2 separate regions of the Homo sapiens genome follow, and region 2 is linked to region 1. Evidence: chromatin contacts called from ENCODE Hi-C or POLR2A ChIA-PET data. All regions are on one chromosome and are shown on one strand. Each heading gives the region's core, a stretch centred on a gene start or an enhancer-like site at or near the end of the contact. The rest is flanking DNA. Distances are from core to core; before and after follow the strand shown.

Region 1 (4,990 bases), core at 767-3,266:
AATTAGCCGGGGATGCTGGCATGCACATGTAATTCCAGCTACTCGGGAGGCTGAGGCAGAAGAATCTCTTGAACCCGGGAGGCGGAGGTTGCAGTGAGCAGAGATCCCACCATTGCATCCCAGCCTGGGCAACAGAGCAAGACTCTTATCTCAAAAAAAAAAAAAAAAAAAAAAAAAAACAGAAAGGAAGGAAGTCAGGTTGGAATCAACATTCCCAGGCCATGTTAAGGTGTCAGAGATGCTGTGGCTGCCAAGAAAAACTGGACAAGTGAGAGGGGGACAGTTTGAGACTTGGGTTACTAGGTTCTGGACAGAAGTTCCTGGGACATGCCTCATCCAGTTGCAAATACGGATTTAGAGAGTGGAGCCTGCGTGTCCCCAGCCTGGAGCTGTAGTTTGGAGGGGGAGATGGCTGAGTTGTTTTGCCGGGTATGGAGGAACAGAGGTGACCCCTGCCCCAGCCTGCCCTCCCTGCCCACCACCAAGCCCCCGGAGCTGGCGCCAGCTGGGCTTTGCTGCTCCCCCCCCGCCCATTGCAAAAGATGAGCAGCTGATTGGCTAATGGAGTCCTTCTGGAAGGAGTGAGAGCATTGTCAGGCACTGTGGAGGCAGCCCTGGGCCCGGCCCATTCTGGGGTTGGGGGGCCTGGGCAGGCCCCTTGTCGCCTTCCTGTTATCTCCATCCTTGCCTGCTGCAGGCAGGGGAGGGACAGGTGTCCCCTTGGGAGTTAGGAACGGCCTGCCTCCTGGAGCCGCTGTCCTCTAAAGTCATTCTGGATTAGCCAGTGGGATTGGTGCAGTCACAGCATGCGGCAGCTCTGGTGGCCACAGGGCCACAAGAGACCTTCTTTGCACTGCCCCACAGCAGAACCATCTCCTTGGGCAGCAGACACGCAGGCAGAAATCTGTCTCTATCACTCTCTCTCCCTCTGTTAGTGTTCTCTCTCTCTCCCCTCCCCCCGCCTTATCTATCCCTCTCTTCTCTCCCCTCCCCTCTCTCCCTCTCCCGACTTCAGCACTTTGCATCACGCTTGAATTAGCTTGAATCAGCCAGGGCAGCCATAAATGGCAGCGTGCAGCCTGCAGGGCGTGAGCTTGGTTCACTGTGTCTCCCAGCTACTGCAGCCTGGCCGGGCCCCTCAGCTTGGCCTCCGGGGCACCCTGGTCCTAGGCTCCTAGCACTGGGGAGGCTGTCAGGAGGCACGTCCCGTTTGCCTTCCCCCTCCCGCCTCCACCTCCTCCATTGGAGGGAAAAGCTGAATTAGAAAATTATCCCAGAACATGACATTAAAATGTGGTCTCTATTCAGTCATAAAATGCTGAGACTCTGATCAGTGAAGTGATGGAGCTTGGGCTCAGCCCAGCCTGCCCTGGGGACCAGCCAGGGTGACGCCAGCTGCCTGTCTCAATTCACTGTTTCCATGAAATTGATTGACTTTCATCAGAAACATGATGTATTCATTTGCCAGGGCTGCTATAACAAAACACCACAGACCGGGCACCTTCAGCAACAGACGTTTCTTTTCCCAGAGTTCTGCAGACTGGAGGGCCAAGTTCAGGGTGTCCGCAGGTTCGGGTCCTCCTAAGCCCTGTCTCGCTGGCTTGCAGTTGGCCGCCTTCTCCGCCTCCTCACATGGTCTTTCCTCTGTGCACTCACAACTCTCATGTCTCTGTGTGTGTCCGAGTTTCCTCTTATAAGGACAGCAGTCCTTGGGTTAGGGCCCACCCTAATGGCTTCATTTTAACTTAATCACCTCTTTAAAGGCCCTGTTTCCAAATAGAGTCAGGCTGAGAGGTAGTTGGGGCCAAGGCTTCAGCATATGAATTGGGGCGTGGAACACAGTTCAGCCCATGAGCCGAGTAGCCTGAACACTCCTGGGACCAAGGGCATGGACAGGAACTCCGCGGTGATGATGGCCTTGGGTGAGGTTTGAGTCAGCGCTCGAGCAGCTGCTCTGTTCCGTTTCCTTTGAGACCTCAGGAAGAATCAGCTGCGTACTCTGTTGGGTTCGTGCCGCCTCCAGGAAATGATCCTGGTCGCACCCACCATGGCACAGCTGCCTGATGGTGGGGAGGACTCAGACCATGAGACCCTGGAGAGATTGCCTTTGGCTGGCCGCACCTTCACGGATTCATTCAACGCTGAGCTGAAGGCCAGGTGCCTTTAGCATCGCAGTTTGGGCCTTTATCATCTCTCCCCTGAGCTCTGTACCCTCTTCTCATAGTTCCTCCTGCCTCTTCTCTTGCCCCATTGCAATCCTCCCACCTCAGCCTCCCAAGTGCAGCTCTCACTCTGTTTGTCCGTGTTTATTTTTTTCGTTTAAAAAATTTGTATTGACACCTGTTTATTTTTTATTTTTATTTATTTTTTTAGAGGCAGGGTCTCCCACTGTCACTCAGTTGGAGTACAGTAACATCATCATAGCTCACTGCAGCCTCAAACTCCTGGACTCAAGCGATCCTCCCACCTCAGCCTCCGAAGTATCTGGGGCTACAAGCACATGCCACCACCCCCGGCTAATTTGTTAATTTTTTATAGAGATGGGGGTCTCACTTCATTGCCCAGGTTGGTCTCAAACCCCTGGCATCAAGCAGCCCTCCCACCATGGCCTCCCAAAGTACTGGCATTACAGGTGTGAGCCACCGCGCCCAGCCTTGTTTATCCCTGTTTGAAAGTTTCAGGTGGCTTCTCACTTCCTGAGGAATGAAACCAAACGCTTTAGTGTCCTGTATATGATCTCTGTGGTTGCAGACCCTGCATTTCTGCACACTGTTTCTTTCTTTCTTTTTTTCTTTTTGAGATAGAGTCACGCTCTGTCACCCAGGCTGGAGTGCAGTGGTGCGATCTCGGCTTACTGCAACCTCCGCCTCCTGGGTTCAAGAGATTCTCCTCCCTCAGCCTCCCAAGTAGCTGGGATTACAGGCACCCGCCACCACACCTAGCTAATTTTTGTATTTTTTTAGTAGAGAGGGGGTCTCACCGTGTTGGCCAAGCTGGTCTTGAACTCCTGGCCTCAAATGATCCACCTGCCTTAACCTCCCAAAGTGCTGGGATTACAGGCATAAGCCACAACACCCAGCCTCTGCACACTATTTCTGACTGTGTCACACCCACCCTGCAATCATACCCAAGTCTGTAGAGCCACTGGAAGAGCCGAGGTGTTCCGTGCCTCCATGCCTTTACATGGGCTGTGCACTCTGCCCAGATGCCCTTCTCTCTACATCTGCCTGGCAAGCCCATCTCGGACCCAGCGTGGCTTTCTCATCCACTCTGAGGCCTTCTTTGCTCCCTGCAGACACAGCTGAGCTCCCTTTCCTCCAGGCCCCCACCGTGCACACTCCTGAAAACATAGCTGCAAATTTGATTGTGCCAAAGCGGAAGGAAAGATGGGCGTGCTATGAGGGAGGCACGAAGGTAAAATCCTTAGTGCCAGCTCTCTGTTGAGCACAGCCTTAGACGATGGAGCTCTGGTATTTCGCACAAGGTTTTGCTTTATCCCTTCCCATCCCGTTGCACACACACACACACACACACACACCTGAAGCTAAAGAGCCACCCCTTGCAGAAGGGTTTGTGTCTTTGTCTCCATTGCACTGTGTCTGAAACCGGCACTTCTTACTACTGGAGTCAGCACTTTCACTTTTCTGTTGTGTCCACACTTTTATAAAATCAGGGCAAAATGCAGTCAACACTGGTGGTTTTATTGTTTTATTTTGTTTTGTTTTGTTTTTGAGACGGAGTTTCGCTCTTGTTGCCCAGGCTGGAGTGCAATGGCTTGATCTTGGCTCACTGCAACCCCCACCTCCCGGGTTCAAGCGATTCTCCTGACTCAGCCTCCCAAGTAGCTGGGATTACAGGTGCCTGCCACCATGCCCAGCTAATTTTTTTTATTTTTTAGTAGACCCAGGGTTTCACTATGTTGTCCAGGCTGGTCTCGAACTGCTGACCTCAGGTGATCCACCCACCTCAGCCTCCCAAAGTGCTGGGATTACAGGCCCCCGGCCCCCGTTATTTTTTAAAAAAGTAAAACACCACAGCCAGAAGCAGGGAGGCTGAGGCAGGCAGATCCCTTGGGCCCAGGAGTTCAAGCCCAGCCTGGGCAACATGGCAAAACCTCATCTATACCAAAAATACACAAATTAGCCAAGCCTCGTGGCCCATGTCTGTAGTCCCAGGTACTAGGGAAGCTGTGGTAGGAGGATTGACGGAGCCTGGAAGGGCAAGGATGCAGTGAGCCGAGATCGCATCACTCTACCAACAGCCTGGGTGACAGTAAGACCCTGTCTCAATAATAACAATAATAATAATTGGAATTCATTCAATTATTATTAGTATATTCTTTAAAAGCCTAACAAGTTACCCAGATAAAAGTGAGGATGTTATTTCCAGTAGAAGCCCAGGTGTGAGGCCCTGGGATGCCTCTATGAGGTGCAGTTTGATAACCACTCAAAAAAACATTCCATGGCTATCCAACCCTTGACTTCAGCAGAGCTGAGATTTGATGCAGGCAAATTTGAGATGTTCTTGGCCTGCAAAGTCTGAGTGTGGTGAGTGGTGGACAGGAGAGGTGTCAGTGGATGGCGGACACCGTGGTCCAGGGGCTGTGGGAGTTGGAATGGAGCGGTTCTCAGGCAGGGAAAGGCAGGGTGGAATGGCCTCAGGACAAGCACATGGTAGGGGAGGGGGCTCTCCAACGAGTCTCTCCACCCGGGCCCACTCTAGGCAGCTCACTGCTCTGGTCCCAGAGGGTCCTTGTCCCCCAAGCAGAAATTGGGCTCCTGGGCCTATGCCCCCGCCCATCCAGATAAGTAGATGGAAGGGGGAGGGTTTGACCGCCCCAACTGGGGCCACGGGATTCAAGGGACAACTTCCAAAAGAACAGGGGATTTCTGCACAGACAACAAAATAAATGGCCAATTGAGCAGTGTTTTCAAGCTTTTTTTAATTAGGTGTCACAATAAGAAAGAAATTTTAAATTACATCCTGTATA
Region 2 (5,555 bases), core at 1,038-3,537, 300 kb before region 1:
CAAAGTGCTGGGATTACAGGTGTGAGCCACCTCGCCCAGCTGGATTAAGTGCTTTTTAACTTTATTATTTATTTATTTATTTATTTACTTACTTATTATTATTATTATTTTGAGACAGATCTCACTCTGTCACCCAGGTTGGGAGTGCAGTGGCCCAATCTTGGCTCACTGCAATCTTTGCCTCCCAGGTTCAAGCAATTCTCCTGCCTCAGCCTCCCAAGTAGCTGGGATTACAGGTGCCCTCCACCATACCCAGCTAATTTTTTTTGTATTTTTACTAGAGACGGGGTTTCACCATGTTGGCCAGGCTGGTTTCGAACTCCTGACCTCAAGTGATCCTCCCACCTCGGCCTCCCAAAGTGCTAGGATTGTAGGTGTGAGCCACTGCACCTGGCCTAGATTAAGTATTTTTAAATTTGCAGATTATATAACAGATTATATAACTGCCTGGCCTTGGGCAGGTCACGAAACCTCAGTGTCCATCTACCTCCCCATCTGTGAAGCAGAGATCATGACAGCATCTGTGGTGAATTCTGGAAACTCTATGGTCAGAGGGTACAGGTTCCACAAGGCAGCCCCCACTTCAGACCCCAGCCACAACAATGAGGGTCCCAGGACCACCCTCACTTTAGACCAGCTTGCTATGAATTTGGGGGCCCGCACAACCACCGTCTCATTTGATAATTTTCTAGAATGACCTACAGAACTCAGGAGAGTGCTATACTTAACAATTATAGTTACCGCAAAAGGTTACAAATTAATGGCCTGGCGCAATAGCTCACACCTGTAATCCCAGCACTTTGGGAGGCTGAGGCAGCCGGATCACAAGGTCAGGAGTTCAAGACCAGTCTGGCCAACATGGTGAAACCCCACCTCTCCTAAAAATACAAAAATTAGCCAGGCACGGTGGCGCACGCCTATAATCCCAGCTATTGAGGAGGCTGAGGCAGGAGAATTGCTTGAACCCAGGAGGTGGAGGTTGCAATGAGCCGAGATCAAACTACTGCACTCCAGCCCAGGTGATAGAGCAAGACTCTGTCTCAGAATATATAAATAAATAAATAAATAAATAAATAAGTTACAAATTAGGACCAGCCATGGGACAAGATGCACAGGCCAAAGTCTGATGGGATCTAAACGCGGAGCCTCTGGCCATCTTCTCCCCAGGGAACCCTGGGCGGTCTTCCCACCTCCTGGCCCTAATGCCTGACAACATTCAAGAGTGCTTCCTGCCAGGGAAGCTCACCTGAGGCTTTGGGGTCCAGAGCTTTTCCTGGGGCTCCATCACACGCTAACCATGTGACTCACCTATCCTCTTCAGTCCCTCTGGAGGTCGGCACTGATACGGGATGTCCTGAGGCCCCCATCATAAACCGCATTGCTGGACCCTCCAGGGGCCAAAGCCCTTGGGCAACAAAGACACTCCTGTCAGGAGGGACATGGTGTGGCCTAGAGATCACCCTCCTCCGCGGTAACCAGGTCAGAGGCCAGGCATTCTTTGGGTCAGTTACCTCTCCTGCACGCAGTGTCTAGCTCCTAGGGCTGTGAGGGTTCTGCGAGCTAATCCCTCAAAGTGTTTGTTGCAGTGAATGCTTGATACATGTGAGTTGCCATCATATCACAGCACTGTATTTAGAAAGGGCACTGTCTCAGGCTGTTAGAGCAGGGCTGAGTTTTGGCTGGAGAGATGATGCTATAGATACCAGGGACCCTGCCCTGTCAGGTGCAGGATTTACAGCAGGATGAAGGAGAACCGCCCCGGTCTCTTGAGCCCCCTCACCCTCTCCCAGAACCCTAGAAGGGAGAGTTTCCAAGAGCACAGCGTTCCCAGCCAGTGGACCCTCAGAAAATAGAAGTTGACCGAGAGTCTAAGATGGGCTTGAGCAAGGCAGTTTATCAGGGCTTTCAGCTGGAGCAGCAAGGGGGACAGTACAGGAAGAGACCTGCAGCTGGCTCCCCAAAGCTGGTCGGACTGTTGATTTATTTTCCTTCCGGCCTCCTCCAGATGACATCATTGCATGTTTAGGGTGGTCTGTCCATCATGACTGCACAGTCTCTGTCACGCTTCTTCACGCGACGCATGTCTCATTAGCATCTCAACTTTCCATCCGGGGTATGATGTTTACCATTAAAATGAAGCAAAGGTACAGTTAGGGCGGGCTAGGACCTTGCTGGGGATGTGCATTTGGGGATTGTGGAGAGTCCCTACTGTTAACAGCCACGACATTTGTGGTTTAAGCACTCTGTGTGTTTTAGATTTACTTGGCCTATTTTTGTGAAAGGAAGCGTTTGTGGTTACAGGGCTGCATGGCTGAGTATGGCTGCAGTCAGCATGGTGTGTAAGGAAAACAGGGACCCTTCCCCCGTCCCTGTTCTGCTTTCCCCAGCTGTCTCAAAAAGGGCACTTACAGCGGGGCGCCAAGCGAGGGGAACAGGCAGCTAAGGCTGAAGACCCAAACTCCCGACGGCTCACAAGCAGGGGTTTTGTTTGTTTGTTTGTTTGTTTTGAGACCGAGTTTTGCTCTTGTCGCCCAGGCTGGAGTGCAGTGGAATGATCTCGGCTCACTGCAACCTCCGCCTCCTGGGTTCGAGCGATTCTCCTGCCTCAGCCTCCCGAGTAGCTGGGGTTACAGGCACCTGCCACCACGCCTGGCTAATTTTGTATTTTTTAGTAGAGACGGGGTTTCACCATGTTGGCCAGGTGGGTCTTGAACCCCTGACCTCAAGTGATCTGCCCACCTTAGCCTCCCAAAGTGCCAGGATTACAGGCGTGAGCACAGGCAAGGGTTTTTAAAGGCAGGGATGCATTTCAGGAAAGCGAGGGGTGCATTGCAGGTAAAGTTGTAAACCCATACATGGAGGCTGTACCTCAGTGTGGCCATGGGCATGATTCTCCAGGCCTCTCAGGATGAAATTCTGAACAAAGAACGGCAGTCAGAGTGCCGCCCTCGGTTCCCCACATCTGAGGTCTATAGGATAGAGGCTGGCAGTGGGGGTTTCTGAAAAACAACTCGAGAACATATGTGAAGATGTTATCTTTAGTTTCTGTAGGAACCAAAACACCTTGTTCCTCTGGCTTGCTTGGGAGGCTCCTGTTGCTCTCATCTTGTTTGTTGCTATCTTCCTGCTTATCCGGCTGCTCATTTATTCTCCAAGGCTAGCTAGTGCCTGGAATTTCTCCTGAAGGAACTCAAGACTTTTCCTTTATTTCCATGCTGTGGTTGGGGGGTGGGTGCGGGCAGGCCCCTAGGCGGGTCCCCGCTCTGTCTCTGCATCAGGAGAACTCATGGGACCCCCTGCAGAGAGCCTTGAAATGTGTCTCCTGCAGCAGAGAAATGCAAAGCATGGACACCTGGCCCAGCCTGGAAATGCGTGAGTGAGGGGGCCAGGGGTCTGCCTCCCCCAGAAACATCTCCATGGTGAGGAAATGGCTGTGGCCATTCGGGTGGTGGAGCGGGAGCCCTACAGGCCCAGGTTTGTGTGTCAGGGCAAGGAGATGGGAGTGTTCCTTGCAGACCAGAGAGAGAATCACAAGGGGCTACCCAAGGACCCTACCAGTGGGGCCGTCTGGAAGGGGATGGGGCAGTGCCCAGAAGGATGCTCGGGGGGGCTTCTGCTGGACGTCACATGGGACTACTCAGGATTTGAGGAGCATCCCCCAGGGTCACAGGGACCCAGAGCCCAGCAGGGAACCTTCCAGGAGCCCTTGGAAGCCAAGAGGGGAAGCTGTCCAGGCGAGTGAGGACCACCCTAGCAGGTTCCCACCTCCTTCCCCCCAACCCCCTCTCTCTGCCAGGGCTGGGGCAGATCATCCGCCCCATCCCCTTCCCATTGCAGCCTCTGGACTGGAGCAGGCTGAGCTGGGGAAGGGAGAAGATTCAACCCCTAGTTCCCTTGAGAGATATGATTAAATATCATGGGCTTGTAGGGGTGGAAAACTCATTTGTTCCTACAATACTCATAAGTTCTCAGCTGGAACAGCCTCCTGGAACAAAAAGACAGATTAACAAGAGAAAGGCAGACGTGCATCAGCATGCATGCTGCCTTTTTCTTTTCTTTCTTTCTTTCTTTTTCTTTCTTTTTTTTTTTTTTTTGATATGGAGTCTCGCTCTGTTGCCCAGGCTGGAGTGCAGTGGCAGGATCTCAGCTCACTGCAACCTCTGCCTCCCAGGTTCAAGCAATTCTCCTACCTCAGCCTCCTGAGTAGCTGGGATTACAGGCGTGCGCCACCACACCCAGCTAATTTTTGTATTTTTAGTAGGGACGGGGTTTTGCCATGTTGGCCAGGCTGGTCTCGAACTCCTGACCTCAAGTGATCCGCCCACCTCGGCCTCCCAAAGTGCTGGGATTAGGCCCAGCCAGCATACACGTTGCCTATGTGCACAGGAAGCACCCAGGGAATGCCTGGTTCTCAAAGAGATGGCTTTGAATCCCAGATCATGTTGCATCTTCCACAGAGAACAGTACATCTTTGGAGAAGTCACAAGACAAAGGGAAAGGACTTTGGGTGCAGCCCCCTGGAGAGGCACAGAGCTGGCGGGTGCAGGCTGGCTGGGGAAACCTGTTCTTGTGGATGCCTCTGGAGCTGGCCTCAGGCCCACAAGGGTGCAAAGGTGTCTTCAGTGGCTCAGCTTTGCTCCGTGGTAGAAAGGGGAGTGGGACAGCTTCTGTCTCTACAAATCTATGTCCTGCTTTTAGGCAAACAGAGGGAGTGCAGAGCTTCCTGCACCTGCTTCTTCTTAACTGCCCGCAGCTCAACAGCCTGATGCCAAAAGGTGCACATTTTGGGGCGGCACATTTCTGATCTTCCACAAGCTGAATATTCTGAAGACCAAATTAAGACTGTGTTTGCAACCCAGCGTGGCCACGAGCTATTACCTAAGAGAAGGAGCTGGGGCCATGCATTTGCTAATGTTTGCATCCAGGGGTGAGGGACAATGGACCTCCTCCCATCGACACATGAAAGGGCAGGGGAGAAAAAGCAATGACGTCAGGAGCCAACAAGGCAGTTACCCAGAGAGACAGGACTGGAAAGGTTTACAGCCAAATGCTAGCGGTGGGTATTTGGGGTGCGGACGGGATTGTAATTGGCTTTATCTTATTCTGTGTGGTTTTCTCTATTTTCTCATTTTTCTACTGTGGATGTGAATGACTTATATAATTGGGAGGAAATGCTGGGTGTTTTTGTTTTATTATTTTTATTTTTATTTTTTAATTCTTTTTTGAGGCAGAGTCTTGCTCTGTCACTCAGGCTGGAGTGCGGTGGCGCGATCTCAGCTCACTGCAACCTCCACCTCCCAGGTTCAAACAGTTCTACTTCAGCCTTCTGAGTAGCTGGGATTACAGGCATGTGGACCACGCCCGGCTAATTTTTGTATTTTTGGTAGAGATGGGGTTTCGCCATGTTGGCCAGGCTGGTCTCGAACTCCTGGCCCGAAGTGATCCACCCATCTTGGTCTCCCAAAGTGCTGGGATTACAGGCATGAGCCACCACGCCCGGCCTCTGTTTTTGTTTTTTGTATAAAAAGGAAGGCACTCAGGATAGGGAGTTTTCC

Evidence for each region. A loop is a pair of places that touch in the nucleus more often than their neighbours do. ChIA-PET counts read pairs that join two places held with the same protein, here RNA polymerase II (POLR2A). Pooled maps may share reads with other maps.
Region 2: a loop to region 1 is called in a pooled map, with 3 times the contacts of the local background. The contact joins two enhancer-like sites. A Hi-C loop is called at or near these places in 1 of 168 maps with a recorded cell type or tissue (breast epithelium) and 1 of 50 pooled maps. POLR2A ChIA-PET finds 5 or more read pairs at or near these places in 3 of 52 experiments (Caco-2, HEK293 and naive thymus-derived CD8-positive, alpha-beta T cell).

What each region holds. Positions count from the first base shown.
Region 1 is chr17:76,693,902-76,698,891 of GRCh38, reverse strand. All of the region lies in intron 1 of MXRA7 (matrix remodeling associated 7), which reads left to right. Among named protein-coding and RNA genes, the nearest start is that of MXRA7, 15 kb to the left of the region's middle. RefSeq lists enhancers at 79-631, 632-1,185, 1,186-1,739. Within about 2 kb of position 2,016, at least 17 of the 41 ENCODE cell types and tissues checked have a DNase peak (open chromatin) inside an H3K27ac peak, as active enhancers do.
Region 2 is chr17:76,994,928-77,000,482 of GRCh38, reverse strand. No RefSeq gene overlaps it. Among named protein-coding and RNA genes, the nearest start is that of SNHG20, 91 kb to the left of the region's middle. RefSeq lists enhancers at 1,997-2,076, 2,032-2,572, 4,743-5,284. Within about 2 kb of position 2,287, at least 5 of the 41 ENCODE cell types and tissues checked have a DNase peak (open chromatin) inside an H3K27ac peak, as active enhancers do.